Regions from separate parts of the Homo sapiens genome. Here region 1 is linked to region 2. Evidence: read pairs that join two places in POLR2A ChIA-PET (ENCODE). Cell type or tissue: Panc1. All regions are shown on one strand. Links, peaks and the distances in the headings refer to the core of each region. The heading gives the core; the rest is flanking DNA.

Region 1 (6,788 bases), core at 2,373-6,372, 330 kb after region 2:
GCAGGAAACAAGATTTTCTCCGGTCCTTGGGGACTGCTGGGAGAGCCAGCAGCTTGGAACAGCTTCCTGCAGCTGCTGGGAACAGGGAGCCAAAGAATGCCTGTGCTTCCCTGGATTTCCTGGGACCCATGTCCTGCTGCTGAAGTCACTGGGCCCCACCAGGTCCCACCACGTCCCACCATGGGCCTCATTATGGGCACCTTTTATTTCATTATGAAAGGAATCAGGAATGAGATGACCTTTGTGTGGGGCAATGCAAGGCCCAGCAGGAGGCTGCCCAGATGGCTCTCTTGTCAGTTCCCCTATCTTTTTCCCTGTGCTCCCCCTGCTTGACCCATACTCCAGATCATTCTGCTCAGAGTCAGGCAAGTTCCAGCAAAGTCTAGGATGCCTGGTCAAGGCCTGCTGGGACAATCACCTCTGCACCATTCTTGTCCATCTGACCAGGCTTGGACATGTCCTGCTACTGCTGAACTCTTCCTGGGAGTTCACCAAGCCAGTAGGAAATTCAGCTGCTCCCCTCTCCAAAGACTCCACTACAGTGATCCCTCCTCCATGTGGCCTTCTCAGACCAGGCCCTCACACCTCCTTGTTTCCTGGGTGCAGCTTTTGCTACCCAAGAGCAGAAACACATGCTTCTCAGCTGCCCTGCCTATGACTTCTATTTCTCAGCTTTTTGCCTTCTTGAATGTCTAGGAATGGAGTAGGTGCTCAATAAAGGGCTTTATGATTTGATTTGGCTACTTCCCTGCCCTCCTCCCAATTCCTTACCCTGAGTACAAATAACGACTGAAGTGGGCTTAGACTAAACCCCAGAACTGCAGAAGACCCTATAATCAGGCCACCCTGAGAATATCTTTGTTCATCCAATGGGCCCTAGGCCTTTTTGCTGCTTTTTTTTTTTTTTTTTTTTTTTGAGAGGAAGTCTCGCTCTGTTTGTTGCCCAGGCTGGAGTGCAGTGGTGTTATTTTGGCTCACTGCAACCTCCACCTCCCGGGTTCAAGCGATTCTCTTGTCTCACCCTCCCAAGTAGCCGGGATCACAGGTGCACGCCACCACACCCGGCTAATTTTTGTATTTTTAGTAGAGACGGGGTTTCACCATGTTGCTCAGGCTGGCCTTGAACTCCCGACCTCAGGTGATCCACCTGCCTTGGCCTCCCAAAGTGCTGGGATTACAGGCTTGAGCCACTGCACCCAGCCTTTTTGCTGCTTTTTTAAGGGGGTGAGCCAACCTGGAGGCCTCTGCCTTTTCTTCCTTACTGATGTTGCCCTGCAACCTCTTCTCTCTGTCTCTGGATCCTAACTACTCCCATAATTCAACAGTGTCAAGACTCCACCAAGGTAAGTTCAAAGTAGCTGCTGGCCACATGCCCAAGGTGGGAGAGGGACAGAAACCTAGCCTTGTTCTTCCTGGACTGGTCTGGAAGCCCCTTACATGGCTCCAAGGCCTCTGTGTCCTGGGCCCTAGGGTTGGATAGGTCCTGGTAGCTATAGTTTTGATGGAATTGTATCCATTCATTGACTCATTCAGCAAGCATTAGTGGAATTCTTATTCTGGGCCAGGCCCAGTAAAGGTTACAAAGATAAGCACAGATCCATAGCTTGGCCACTTACTGGCTATGGGACTTTTAGTAAGTGACTTAACCTTTGGGCCTCAGTTTTCTCATCTGTAACGTGGGGCCAATAATAACTGTGACAGAGGGTTGCTGGAAGGCATGGTGAGATATCGTGTGCCAAAGATATAGGACAGCGCTCAGTGATGGTAACTTTTTTTTTTTTTTTTTTTTTTTTTTTTTTTTTTTTTCGAGACGGAGTCTCGCTCTGTCGCCCAGGCTGGAGTGCAGTGGCGGGATCTCGGCTCACTGCAAGCTCCGCCTCCCGGGTTCATGCCATTCTCCTGCCTCAGCCTCCCAAGTAGCTGGGACTACAGGCGCCCGCCACTACGCCCGGCTAATTTTTTGTATTTTTAGTAGAGACGGGGTTTCACCGTTTTAGCCGGGATGGTCTCGATCTCCTGACCTCGTGATCCGCCCGCCTCGGCCTCCCAAAGTGCTGGGATTACAGGCGTGAGCCACCGCGCCCGGCCCGATGGTAACTTATTATCAAGGGCAATCATTGCCCTCTAGAAGCTTGAGGTTTCCTAGACAATGAGGAGTCAGATGTCAGGAAGGCTTGGGGGTGTTGTTCTTGAGTGGGGTGGGCAAAACTTGGGTAGGTGGAAGAGGAACCTTCACAAGTGAGAGTATCTATGGGGGTCGAGGAGAGAGGAGGAGACTGGTAAGTCTTGACCAACTCCTCCTCCATGTGGCCTTCTCACATGGAGGTCCCTGTTGCTTAGGGTAGGGTGAGGGTGGGGCTTAATTTATCCTGCAGGAGGCTGGACATCCTTGCATGTCCTTGAAAGTGTGTGGGCTTGTGGAATTTGGGCTCAAAATTGCCAATGGGACTCTGTGGAAGGTCTTTCCAGAAAGCTACAGGTCTCCAGCACAGACTAAAATATCCAAGAGGCCTATTTTTCTTCTTTTTTTTTTTTTTTTGAGACAGAGTTTCACTCTTGTTGCCTAGCCTGGAGTGCAATGGCACAATCTAGGCTCACTGCAACCTCCGCCCCCCGGGGTCAAGCAATCCTCCCTCAGCCTACGGAGTAGCTGGGATTACAGGCACATGCCACCATGCCCAGCTAATTTTTTGTATTTTTAATTAATTAATTTTTTTTTGAGACACAGTTTCGCTCTTGTTGCCCAGGCTGAAGTGCAAATGGAGAGATCTTGGCTCACCGCAACCTCTGCCTCCTGGGTTCAAGCGATTCTTCCACCTCAGCCTCCAGAGTAGCTGGGATTACAGACATGTGCCACCACGCCTGGCTAATTTTGTATTTTTCAGTAGAGATAAGGTTTCTCCATGTTGGTCATGCTGGTCTCGAACTCCCAACCTCAGGTGATCCACCAGCCTTGGCCTCCCAAAGTGCTGGGATTACAGGTGTGAGCCACCGCACCTGGCCAATTTTTTGTATTTTTAGTAGATATGGGGCTTCACCACGTTGGCCAGGCTGGTCTCGAACTCCTGACCTCAGGTGATCCACCCGCCTCAGCCTCCCAAAGTGTTGGGGTTACAGGCACGAGCCACCATGCCCGGCAATAGGCCTAATTTTCTTTTTTCCTTTTCTTTTTTTTTTTTTTTGAGGCAGACCCTCGCTTTGTCACCTAGGCTGGAGTGCAGTGGTGCGATCTCAGCTCACTGCAACATCCACCTCCCAGGTTCAAGCGATTCTCCTGCCTCAGCCTCCTGAGTAGCTGGGACTACAGGTGCCGGTCACCACGCCCAGCTAATTTTTGCATTTTTAGTAGAGATGGGGTTTCATCTTGTTGGTCAGGCTGGTCTCAAACTCCTGACCTCAGGCGATCCATCCACCTGGGCCTCCCAAAGTGCTGGGATTACAGGTGTGAGCCACCGCGACTGGCTAGAGGCCTAATTTTCAATCAAAATTTCATTCATGGCCGGGCGCAATGGCTCACACCTGTAATCCCAAAACTTTGGCCGGTGGGCGGATCACAAGGTCAGGAGTTCGAGACTAGCCTGGCCAATATGATGAAACCCCGTCTCTACTAAAAACACAAACATTAGCTGGGCATGGTAGCGGGTGCCTATAGTCCCAGCTACTTGGGAAACTGAGGCGAAGAACTGCTTGAACCCAGGAGGCGGATGCAGTGAGCCGAGATCATGCCACTGCACTCCAGCCTGGGCGACAGAACGAGACTCCGTTTCAAAAAAGAAAGATGTGGAAGTGGAGAGGCATGGGGAGAAGTGGAGGGTGAAGAAGCAGGAAGAGGTGAGGTAAAGTGGAGGGGATAGGACCAGGAGGCTGGTCAGGGGGCACGTGAGGGATCCTTGTCCTCCAGCAGCTGGAAGACAGGAAGAATGCTGAGCAGAGCAGGATCATAGGTAGATTTGGGTTTGGAAGTTAGCTCTGGCTGGTGCCACAGTGGACTGGATTAGCAGTGTGCTGCACGCAGAGTCTCCAGCTGAGGACAGGGCCCTGTAGCCCCTCCTTCTGCAGACCATTGTTCTTAGGAGGGAGAAGGTATTCAGACGACCAAGGCCCAAGAAGACACGGGGGGTGCAGGGTAGAGGCTGGCACCTCAGGCCGATAGGAGGCAGGGGGACCTTGGCCCTAGAGGAGCCTGGGAACAGCAGCAGCTGTTGCTGCTGGCAAGGCAAGCGGGTAGGCAGCCCACGTCTGTGGTGGCCAGTGGGGGAGGGTCTCCAGAATTTGAGGCCAAGGACATCTGCAAGGGTGGGCAGCAAAGCCATCAAGACAGGGGAGGGGGAGGTTGTGGCAGGTCAGCCAGGGACAGTGTCCCACCCTCATCCAGCTGTCTGGGAACAGCTGCAGGAAGAGGGAGGGAGGAGGCCTGGCAGCAGCAGGTGAGGAAGCTCTCTAGTTGCCTAAGCATGGGAAAGGAGAGCTGGTGCGGGTGGGAGGGAATTGAGGGAGGGTACCCAGGAAACGGGGACGGAAGCATGTCCATGCCAAAGGGACTGCCTGGTTCTCATGCATGCAAATGCAGCTGGAATTCTTCAGGGAAAGAATGTGTGGGGTTGGGGGATTGGGAGTAGGGAGGGAACCAAGTGCTCTCCTCTTCCTTCCAGAGGTTCCCCCAAAGGCTATCCTCCTAGGCTGCTCGGCCCCACCTCAGGACTCCCCCCGACTCCTCATTCCTGGGTTGAATTTTCTCTTTCCCCACCCTCCTCTTTCCTTATTCACTCCTGTGGCTTGATCCTATTCCTAGGAAGAAAAGCAAACAGAAGGCCAGACACAGTGGCTCACCCCTGTAATCCCAGCACTTTGGGAGGCCAAGGTACGCAGATCACCTGAGGTCAGGAGATTGAGACCATCCTGTCCAACATGGCAAAACCCCCGTCTCTACTAAAAATACAAAAATTAGCTGGGTGTGGTGGTACACACCTGTAATCCCAGATGCTCGGGAGGCTGAAGCAGGAGAATTGCTTGAACCCAGGAGGTGGAGGTTGCAGTGAGCCGAGATTGTGCCTGCACTCCCGCCTGGGCGACAGAGTGAGACACCCTCTAAAAAAAACCAAACAAACAGAACCTAGGATTCCTAAGGGCCCTTTGGAAAGCTCTGGTCCACAGGAGTCAGAGGGGGAAAGGATACAGAGAGAAGTCTTTGCCCAAGGCCCCAGTCAGTCAGAGGCAGGCACCAGCGCACCTGCTTGTGCACACCCAGCCCTTGGGGCCTTGACCCTGGGTAAGACCTTGACTGTGACAGCAAGTGGGCCTGGGCATCCCTGAGCTCTGCCTCCTGTGAGCTCAGTGGGGCTTACTAGAAACAAGTCTGTTCCCAGTGGTTGTAGGTGTCCTGAGGAGGCCTGAGATTTCCCACTTCTCTGCCGGCCAGGGCCTCAGTGCTGCTGACCTTGAACAAATTGCTGAGAGCCCCAGGCAGCAGAGTGAGTATAGGGGGGTTTTGGGCAGAGGAAGAATAGGGGGTCAGCTGAGACCAGGCTTTCTCCCTGGGATTTCCCCAAGGTAGGAGGAGCAGCTGCTGGGCCCTGGAGCAGCCTTCCTCACACCTACATGTCCTCACCTTTATATCAGCTGCTACATTCTTTTAAGTATCCCAGGGCATGGAGATGATGAAATATTTCTTTTAACCTTTTCTAGAAAAACCCTCCACACACCATGAATGGGTTTTTGTATGGCACTGGGGACATGTGAGTGCCTCTGCAGAGAGCCACTACCATGCTATAGCCAGTCATGCCCACCCCTGAAGGCCCACAACCTGGGCTTCAAGCTGGGGTCTCTCTCTTTCTTACCTTAAACGCCAGTTCTGAGCTCAGCCCCTAATACTTCCCACTCCAGGCCTTCCTAGTCCCTGGGGTCCCCTGCCAGGTCCAGCATAGTTAACTCATCTGATGGACATAGACCTTTTCCTGAGGGTCACACATATTCGTGGGCGACCCCAGCCAGAAATTCTGTCCAGCTTGGTTAAGTGACAGCTGCTGGGAGGGACGTTTGAGGGTCACCGGCCCAGAGCATCCCAGAGATGGATGGGACAGCTGGCCTGGGCTTTGTGCCTACCAGGTGACCCTACACCTGTCCTGAAGGCCTCCAGCATGCTTGTGTCAAGCAGTAGCTCTGGGGGAGGTAGGTGGGGGTTTGCCCTGGAATCCATCTTAAGGCAGGACCTTCCCCAACTGCTCCCTGCTCCCCAGCTACCCTCTCCTCTCCACTCTCTCCTTTCTCCCACCTCTGCCATTGGCCCAGTCCATGGGTTTCCTTTCCCCAGGCAGTTGACGCTGGGCCCTCTCTGATGGGCCATGCTGGGTCTCCCCTGAAGTCCTTACATACTGAGTATACCAGGAGTATATCCAGGCCCAAGGGAGCCCTTCCTCCACCATGTCCCTTCCCCTTTGACCTTTCTCTCCTGGGGCTGGAAGGAGGGGAGTGGCCTCTCTGCATTCCAGGGAAGGTGGAGGAAGGACAAGTGAGAAATTTTCTCTCTAAATGCTTGTTCTGACTTGACTTCCCTGATGCCTGTTGCCCCTCCTCCACATGACCCCCATCTCTGCCTCCACTCTGCCTGCTCTCTCCTCCCCAACCCCTCCTCTGTGCTCCCACCTTTCTTTTCCCACCTACAGGGGAAAGAAGGGCTGCAAGCCTGGAGCTCAGCTGCTGTCCCCTCACCCCTCACCCAACTGCATTCCTTCCTGGAGGCCTGAGGGCACTGCCTGCCCTGGCCCTCCCACCCTCCTTCTCCTCCTCCT
Region 2 (7,994 bases), core at 1-4,000:
AGGCCAAGATCTCACTCACTCCTACAGGCATGACTATGGCCGTCCTCAGCCGGACGCCAGGGCAGGTCACGATAGAAATCCTGACACTGCTCGCAGTTGAGGCCACGTGTGTTGTGTTTGCAGATGCAAGCTCCGTGCACCTATAGAGGTTGGCAGGTAGGTTGTCAGCACTGCTCAGCCATGTCCGCCCCTGCCCCTAGCCCTATCCCAACCGTCTGAAGCCCCTTACCATGCCCTCAGCATGGGCTGGTGCCCCTGGGGCGGGTGCACACTCTGAGGCGTGTCCGTAGCAGAAGCAGTTGCCACGTACAACCAGCTCATAGAGGGCATAGTAGTACTTCTCTCGGATCTCCCTCCGTGGGTCGAGTAGGTTGTCTCCCAACGTGTGTAGACGAGTCAGGTTCACCCGTAGGTTGGTGATCTTCAACAGGTCTGAGGCGGGGGAAGGGGGGCCAACTGACCAGGCAGGCCCTTGCTGCCCCATGTCCACCCAGGGGCTCAGCTGCCAAGGTCACCTTGAAAGACCTCCTATACACTGCCACCCGAGCTAAACTGGGCTTGGCACCTGCCCTAGGAAGCACCCAAAATAGTTACTGAGGCCCCAAATAGTCCCTAGCCGGACACGGACTGTGCCAGACTCAAAGGGTGGAGCACTCACTCTGAATCCGTGAGCTGTAGGGGTCTGGGATAGGGATGGCAGGGTCCAGCACACGATAGATGACCTGGAGAAGCAGGGAGTTCATAGTCACACTGGACCTTGCCTCAGGCCCATCATCCCCAGCTTCCAGCCCCCAGCCCAGATGCCAGCCCTCACCTCGCCTTCAGTGGATGGCTCAATCTCTGAGTAGCGGGACTCACAGACTACATCATCCCAGTGCCGTGGGGGTGCTAGTGGGACTCCTGGGAAGTCAGCCCCACAGTCATAGGAGAAATATCGGTACACATGCCAGGTGCGGCCAAAGTCTGCTGAGCGTTCCACCAGCATGGCAGCAGGGCGAAATGTCTGGGTAGGGGGGCATAGCTGATCAGCAGGCACCAGGACCCAAGCCCAACCCAGAGCCATCAAGAGCCCTGCTCAGCCCAAGACTGCCCTCAAATAGCTCACAGAGAGTGGGGGTGACTGGTGGAAGCCAGATAATGACCAGCAAAGGTAGCCACCTCTAATGGGGAGACTCAGGGTTCATGGGGCTCAGGGAGACAGCGCCTGACCCAGCCTGGGATTGGAAAGGCAGAAGAGCATGTGCAAAGGCCTGGAGGCAAATGGAAGGTGTGAAGGGATGAAGGAGCCTCCTGCATCCATGCTCAAGGAGGCTGTGTTAAGGAGCTGAGGCTCTGTCCAGGGGCAATGGAGAGCCAAGCAGGGTGATTCGGGCAGGCTCCCAGATATGCAGGCACCTTGAAGGTCATAATGAGGTGTGTGAAATGAAACTCAGCCTCCAGGTCCAGCTGGATGGTGACCGCAGGGATACCTGGGACAGGAATCGGAAGTCAAGGACTCAAAGCTACTGGTGGGCAGCCCTGCTCACTTTTGCCCCACCCATGGCCTCACCATTCTCTGACTGCCACCAGGCTGCCCGCCGCTGTGGTGCAAAGCTGGTGACTACATTCTGGATGCGATGGCTGTGTGGGTTGTCTCTAGCAGAGAAGGGGCGCCGGGAGTCACAAAGGAAGCACTTCTTTTCGTCCTGGGTTGGATGGGGATTAGAATCAGTGCCTCAGGCAGTGCCAGCCCCACCCTGACTCGGCGTCACACCCTGTCCCCAGCCACACCTGCAGGTGACTGACGATGCAGTAGGGCTGGGGGCCATTCAGGCCACAAGTGGATGAGGCAGTCAGTCTGTCAGCTCGGCCCACCAGCAGGTCGCCCGTGGCGGGGTAGCAGCTTCCCCTGGAACAGCCAGGCACATCCGGGGCAGGGGCCTGTGCCAGTGTGGCAGCCAGCACTGGGGACAGTAGCTCAGTCAGTTCCGCTGAGTTCCTATCCAGTGGCTCCACCTCATGTGCCCCAAGGGCAACTACCAGGACCTACCATCACATTCCACAACCCCCAGCCCCCACCAGGCCCTCTCACCGCTTAGCAGTAGGCCCAGTCGAAGTTCCCAGGGCAGAGGCTGTCCCCTCCCTCTTTCCCTTGAGGTCAGCTCCATCCTGAAGAGGGGAACAGGGATAAGGGGAGGTGAACGGTCTCGGGCCCGAGCCCTCCTCCTTGCTTTGGGGTTCCGTGTCAACTCTGCCTGTGGGTCTTTGGCCTGTTTCCCTCCAGGCCCTCTGTCAGTTCCCAGGTCTGTCCAGCGGTCCCTCCGACAGCTTAGAGTCCAGCGACTTTGAGCAAAGTTGGGAATCGCGGCAGGAAGGAAAGGCCGGAGCGGATTCTGGGAAGGAGCGCAACACCGGGCGGAGAGCGCCCCCACCCCAACCCTACCCCTTCCCTCCGGAAACTGCCTTCGCCCCAGGAACCAGAGACAGACCACTTCACCCACAAATCTTTATTGTGCCCCCAAGCCCACACCTATACGAGGGCCAGGGGAAGGTAAGGGGTTTGGTGCTTTAAACTATCCTTGGAAGAGGGCTCACGAAGTTGGGGGCATGGCAGGAGCAAATGAGAGATCTTCGGGATCTCCAACTCTGGACCAAGGAGACCGTAGCCTTTTCCCCTCAGCGTCATGGGCGCCGTGGAAATTACCATCAACTCAGCCGTTTGATCCCAGGGCTCCAGCATCAACAGAGAGGCTGGAGGGCACAAGCAGGAGCAACACATGCCCCTATTCAGGGCTGTGGGGGGCTCTCGGGTAGTCCTAGGGACTGGACAGAATGGGGCTGGGGGAGAGATGGGGAAAGTGCACACCCAGCCCGAAGCACAGCTCCAGGGGGGTCACTGCCTCCCCCACTAGTCACTACGGTAAGTAGGCACGAGAAGTGCTGCGGGTTTCCCTGTATGGAAATAGGCTCTGGGTGGTGGACCAGAGCTACGGCGAGCGACTCCGGATCTTGTGGCTATTTATCCGCTCCAGACTTTTTGGCCTGCCGGGATCGCAGGAGCCTGGGGTTGGAATGTGCGCGGCGGCGTGGAGGGGGAGAGAAGGAGGAAAGTGGGTGGGGGATATGGGGCGCGCCCCACCCAGGGCCCTGGGAACGGGAAGCTGGGGGAAACATGGGGTCCTCCGGTCTTTAGGGCTGGGTCTGGCCTGCCGCCTCCACAGTCCCGGCAGGGAGTGCCCTGAGCTGCCATCCAGGGAAGAAAGCTGATGATAGTTCCTCAGGGGAATCACCCCACTTCACAAAGGAGCATGGGGGCGGCGGGGGTGGGGGTTGGGTGAGGGTTGGGTGGGGGTCAGTCAATCCGTTGGACTTTAGGCATCGCTGGGAGTTATTCTGGATATCCGGAGTAGAGGTCTCCAGTCACCCTGAGGATCATGTAGTCAACCTGGGGGATCAGGGATACTAGAAATTACTGAGAATTTTAATTTTTTTTTTTTTTTTGAGACAGAGTGTCGCTCTGTCACCCAGGCTGGAGTGCAGTGGCGAGATCTCCGCTTACTGCAACCTCTGCCTCCCAGGTTCAAGCGATTCTCCTGCCTCAGCTTCCCAAGTAGCTAGGATTACAGGCGCCCACCACCACGCCCAGCTAATGTTTCTATTTTTAGTAGACATGGGGTTTCACCATGTTGGCTTGGCTGGTCTTGAACTCCTGATCTCAGGTGATCCTCCCGCCTCTGCCTCCGAAAGCGCTGGGATTACAGGCATGAGCCAGTAAATAGTGCCAGGCCCCATCTATTTATTTTGAGTGGAGAATGCCAGCACTGTAGTCTCACAGTTTTAGATCACTCAGAGATAAAGGTGTATCAAGGTCTGGGACACTAGATGGCCTCAGGGAGTTACATGATCTGTCTGCTTTCTCAAGGTCAGAGGGCCACTGGGGGACATCGTGGGGCCACATGGGGGGGTCACTCAGGGTCAGTGGGCACTCAGTAGGATCTTTGGTCTCCCAAGGCCAGGAGATTCCTGGATCACTCTAGGGCCACTTTGAGTTACCCAGGTGATCCCACAGTCCTTCTTAATGGCTTCCATAGACAGTAATTAGCAGGTGGCATACTTATTGGTGGCAAAGCACATCATGTGCCCAAGCAGCTCAGCTGCCTGCTGCTCCAGGGCCTGCAGGGTGGCTGCCTTCTTGCCCAGTGCCTGTGCATTCTGTGTCAGGCGGCACTCCAACCCTGGGGTCAGGTCATCTGAGCCAGGCTCTGACCCCTGGCTCTAACCTCTGATCCTGGTCCCAGTCTCTATCACAACCCTGACCCTGACCCAGCCCTAACCTTAAATAAACCCTGAACCTAATCAACACTTGATCCCTGGTCTAAACCTTGACCCTAGCCCTGATCCCTACATGAGTCAAGATCTGATCTGGACCCAGCCTTAACCCTTCCACAACATCCCTATTCTGGCCCTGACCTTTCCATCTGACCCTAAGCCGTTCCCTGTGCCTGCCCTATTGCAGGCCAGCCATGCACCATGCAGGCAGCTGAAGCTGCTTTATGCCTTCTTCAGGAGCTCCTGGGCCTCAGCTCAAGCCTGCTGCACCCATTCTTTTGCATCCTGCACAGTGGCTACCAGGCCATATGTGTCCTCCTGCAGCTCGGCCACAGCCAAAGGGGCCACCTACAACTCCTAGGGCAGGGCTGGACCTGAATCCCCACCCCACCCAGAATATATTGCCTCAAATATATTACTGCCTAAGGTTCCTGGAGAAAAGGAGAATTTAGAACTGAGATCCCGCCTCAGTCCAGTATAGCCCAGCCCCAGCCCAAACCCCACTTTCCACTGTTCCAGAGGGGTCCCTGAGACCCCAGTGCCCACTCTTCCCCATTTCATCTTGCCCAGGCCCTCAGCCCTGCCTACGACTCATGCTGCCCATTCTTCTGCCTCCTGGGCCTGCTGCTGACTCAGGACAAAACATGCCCTGAGCACCTTAGCTACACTGGACAGACGCCCTGGGACTGGGGTCACCTCAACTGCCAGTGCCATCTGGGCCAGGCGCCCTACTACCTGGGGCAAAGGTTAGGGGGTCACAGAGAGGACACAGCACAGTAGCAACTAGGCTGAGTGTTATCACGGTCAAGGTACTTGGTAGCACTGTGGTATCATAGTGAGTCAAGGATCTCAGGGAGAATGGAAATCACAGCAGTCATTGAACAAGGGATGTAAAGGAGCTGAGGGTACAAGTAGGGTATCACCTCCTGTACAGTGCCCTCCAGGCCTTCAAGTGCCAGCTTCACTTCCTGTAGCCCTTGCTCTGCGGCCCCTGCATGAGTTCCATTCCCCCCTCAGCCAGCACCCCCTGAACATCCAGTGCTTGGTGCTGGGCCCAGGTTGTACCCTCCTTGAAGAACACAGGTGTTCAGTTAGGCATCCCTTTTCTGGCCACCCTCTGACTTCCACCTCCAGCCTCCTGGCCCTTCACCTGGTTCACTCTGCCTGATGGAGGATGCCTTCAGCTTTGGGCAGCTTCTGGCCCATGGCATCCGGTACAGGGAGAGCACCCTGGATCTGACCCAGCAGAAGAGCAATGCCTACTGCCCCCACCTTGGGGAAGGGGCACTGACAGCCAGCTCCACACTTGTGGTGTCCACACCTTTGTCTGTGGGGAAGAGGGTAGGGATCTTAGGCCTGAACCCTGAACTCTGAGCCAACAAACCCTGACCCTAGCCTCTCACTGATCCTGCCTTAGACACAACTATCCAGTGGTGTGCTGGAGGCTTACAAGAGGCAATTGTTGGCCGGGCGCAGTGGCTCACGCCTGTAATCCCAGCACTTTGGGAGGCCGAAGCAGGCAGATTGCCTGAGCTCAGGAGTTCGAGACCAGCCTGAGCAACACGGTGAAAACCCATCTCTACTAAAATACAAAAAATTAGCCAGGCATGGTGGCATGTGCCTGTACTCCCAGCTACTCAGGAGGCTGAGGCAGGAGAATTGCTTGAACCCGGGAGGCGGAGCTTGCAGTGAGCCAAGATCACACCACTGCACTCTAGCCTGGGTGACAGAGCGAGACTCTGTCTCTAAAAAAAATAAAAAATAAAATGATAATAAAAAAAGGGTAATCCCAGCACTTTGGGAGGCCAAGGCAGGCAGATTACAAGGTCAGGAGTTTGAGACCAGCCTGGCCAATGTAGTGAAAACTCATCTCTACTAAAAATAACAAAAATTAGCTGGATGTGGTGGCGGGTGCCTGTAATCCCAGCTACTCAGAAGGCTGAGGCAGGAGAATCGCTTGAACCCAGGAGGTGGCGGTTGTGGTGAGCCGAGATCACGCCACTGCACTCCAGCCTGGGTGACAGAGCGAGACTCTCCCTCTCAAAAATAATAATAATAATACTAAAATAAAAAGAGCCAATTGTTAAATTTTCAGGAATTTTGCAAATAAGTTGTCAAATGGTATGGACTGAAATCAATCATGATAGCATTACTTACATCATGGATATTGACAAATGCTAAAAATCAGTTTCCCCTGACTCACAGCCAGTTGTTAAAAATTTATCTACACACATGGCCAGATGCGGTGGCTCACGCCTGTAATCCCAGCACTTTGGGAGGCGAAGGCGGGTGGATCATGAGGTCAGGAGTTCAAGACCAGCCTGGCCAAGATGGTGAAACCCCGTCTCTACTAAAAATACAAAAAAAAATTACAGTGTGCCTGTAATCCCAGCTACTTGGGAGGCTGAGGTGGGAGAATCGCTTGAACCCGGGGGGCGCAGGTTGCAGTGAGCCGAGATTGCACCACTGCACTCCAGCCTGGGTGACAGAGCAAGACTCCCTCTCAAAAAAAAAAAAAAAATTTACGCACACACTAGTGTTCCCACTTGACCCCTGGTCAGCCCTGATGAATATTCCTCATTCTGGAAGGAGTATCATGATAGTGTCCTGCATACCCTATTAACCCTGCCCTTGGCTGTGAACAGACATGCAACAAGCAGATATGTACCCATGAGGAAGCGCTGGATGATCTGCACGGCTGCTTGCATGTGGGTCATGGCAGTCATGCCCCAAGGTCCCCTTTCCCAATACCATGTCTCCTGTGCCTGGATTCCTGTGGAGCTTGCTATGGCCTGGATTTGCTGCAGCTGGTGGGCGTGGGTCAGATGTGGAATATGTTGCCTACAACACCATGTCCAAGCCATGGTTTCCTGTGACTCCCCCATGGCTCCCACCCACAGTCCCCCTGGCTGTGTACCTGTTGTTGATGCTGCTCCAAGGCTGTGACTCTATGTCCAGGCTATGGGAGGAGTTGTGGAAGGCAACAAGAGCCCACTGAACAGTGGGCAGGGTCCCAGGTTGGAGGGAGCAGCCTGTGCCTGCTACAGTACCCAATCTAGGACCTGCAGGTGTCCACCCTGGCCCCTAACACCCCCACCAGGCATCCCCTAGCATAGGGTGGCCACCTCTTGGGCCACAGCTTCCAGCTGCAGTGGGAGCAGAGCCAGGAGTTGGTCTCAGAAGGTGAAGCAGGTGGGACAGGAGGTGCAGTGTGGGAAGGCACCTCTGGAGCCATGAGCACATGCCTGGCACCTCAGCCCTAAGATGCCCTCTCTGAAGAAGCAGGTGCCCATGTGTGAATCACAGCTGGGCAAGATGGAGCCCTGTGGGTCACAGGCACAGGCTGCAGAGGAGAGATAGGGTCAGGGTAGAGAGCAGATGACACTAGCTCTAGCCTTACCTTCGAGAGACCTGAAGGATGGGCCAGGTGCAGTGACTCACACCTGTAACCCCACCACTTTGGGAGGCTGAGGCAGGAGGATCACTTGAGCTCAGGAGTTTGAGACCAGCCTGAGCAACATAGGGAGATCCTGTCTCTACAAAAAAATTTAAAAATTAGCCAGGTGTGGCGGCGTGTGCTGTAGTCTCAGCTACTCAGCAGGATGAGGTGGGAGGATCACTTGAACCTGGGAGGTTGAGGCTGTAGTGAGCTAAGATCATGCCACTGTACTCCAGCCCAGGTGACA

The links. Peaks named below come from ENCODE experiments on the same cell type or tissue, not always from the same donor. Only the 100,000 strongest peaks of a DNase experiment are listed, where the experiment ranks them.
Region 1: POLR2A ChIA-PET joins it to region 2 with 19 read pairs; 2 of 35 experiments call an interaction of 5 or more read pairs at or near these places.

The regions. Positions count from the first base shown.
Region 1 is chr3:49,455,084-49,461,871 of GRCh38, forward strand. No RefSeq gene overlaps it. Among named protein-coding and RNA genes, the nearest start is that of DAG1, 12 kb to the right of the region's middle. RefSeq lists enhancers at 3,847-4,602, 6,115-6,788. In Panc1, for the core only: no CTCF peak of the experiment used is centred there; no DNase peak of the experiment used is centred there; H3K27ac peaks cover 658 bases.
Region 2 is chr3:49,130,721-49,138,714 of GRCh38, forward strand. It overlaps LAMB2 (laminin subunit beta 2), which reads right to left and starts at 2,330. Exons shown (of 32, transcript NM_002292.4): 1 at 2,072-2,330; 2 at 1,771-1,943; 3 at 1,550-1,685; 4 at 1,396-1,469; 5 at 815-1,003; 6 at 659-722; 7 at 230-432; 8 at 20-140. The coding sequence starts at 2,147. LOC124909377 (a long non-coding RNA gene) reads left to right here and starts at 2,148. Exons shown (of 2, transcript XR_007095905.1): 1 at 2,148-2,899. RefSeq lists enhancers at 788-1,603, 2,421-3,236, a cis regulatory region at 3,770-3,983 and a silencer at 5,516-5,810. In Panc1, for the core only: no CTCF peak of the experiment used is centred there; a DNase peak (open chromatin) is centred at 2,355; H3K4me3 peaks cover 2,624 bases; H3K27ac peaks cover 2,566 bases.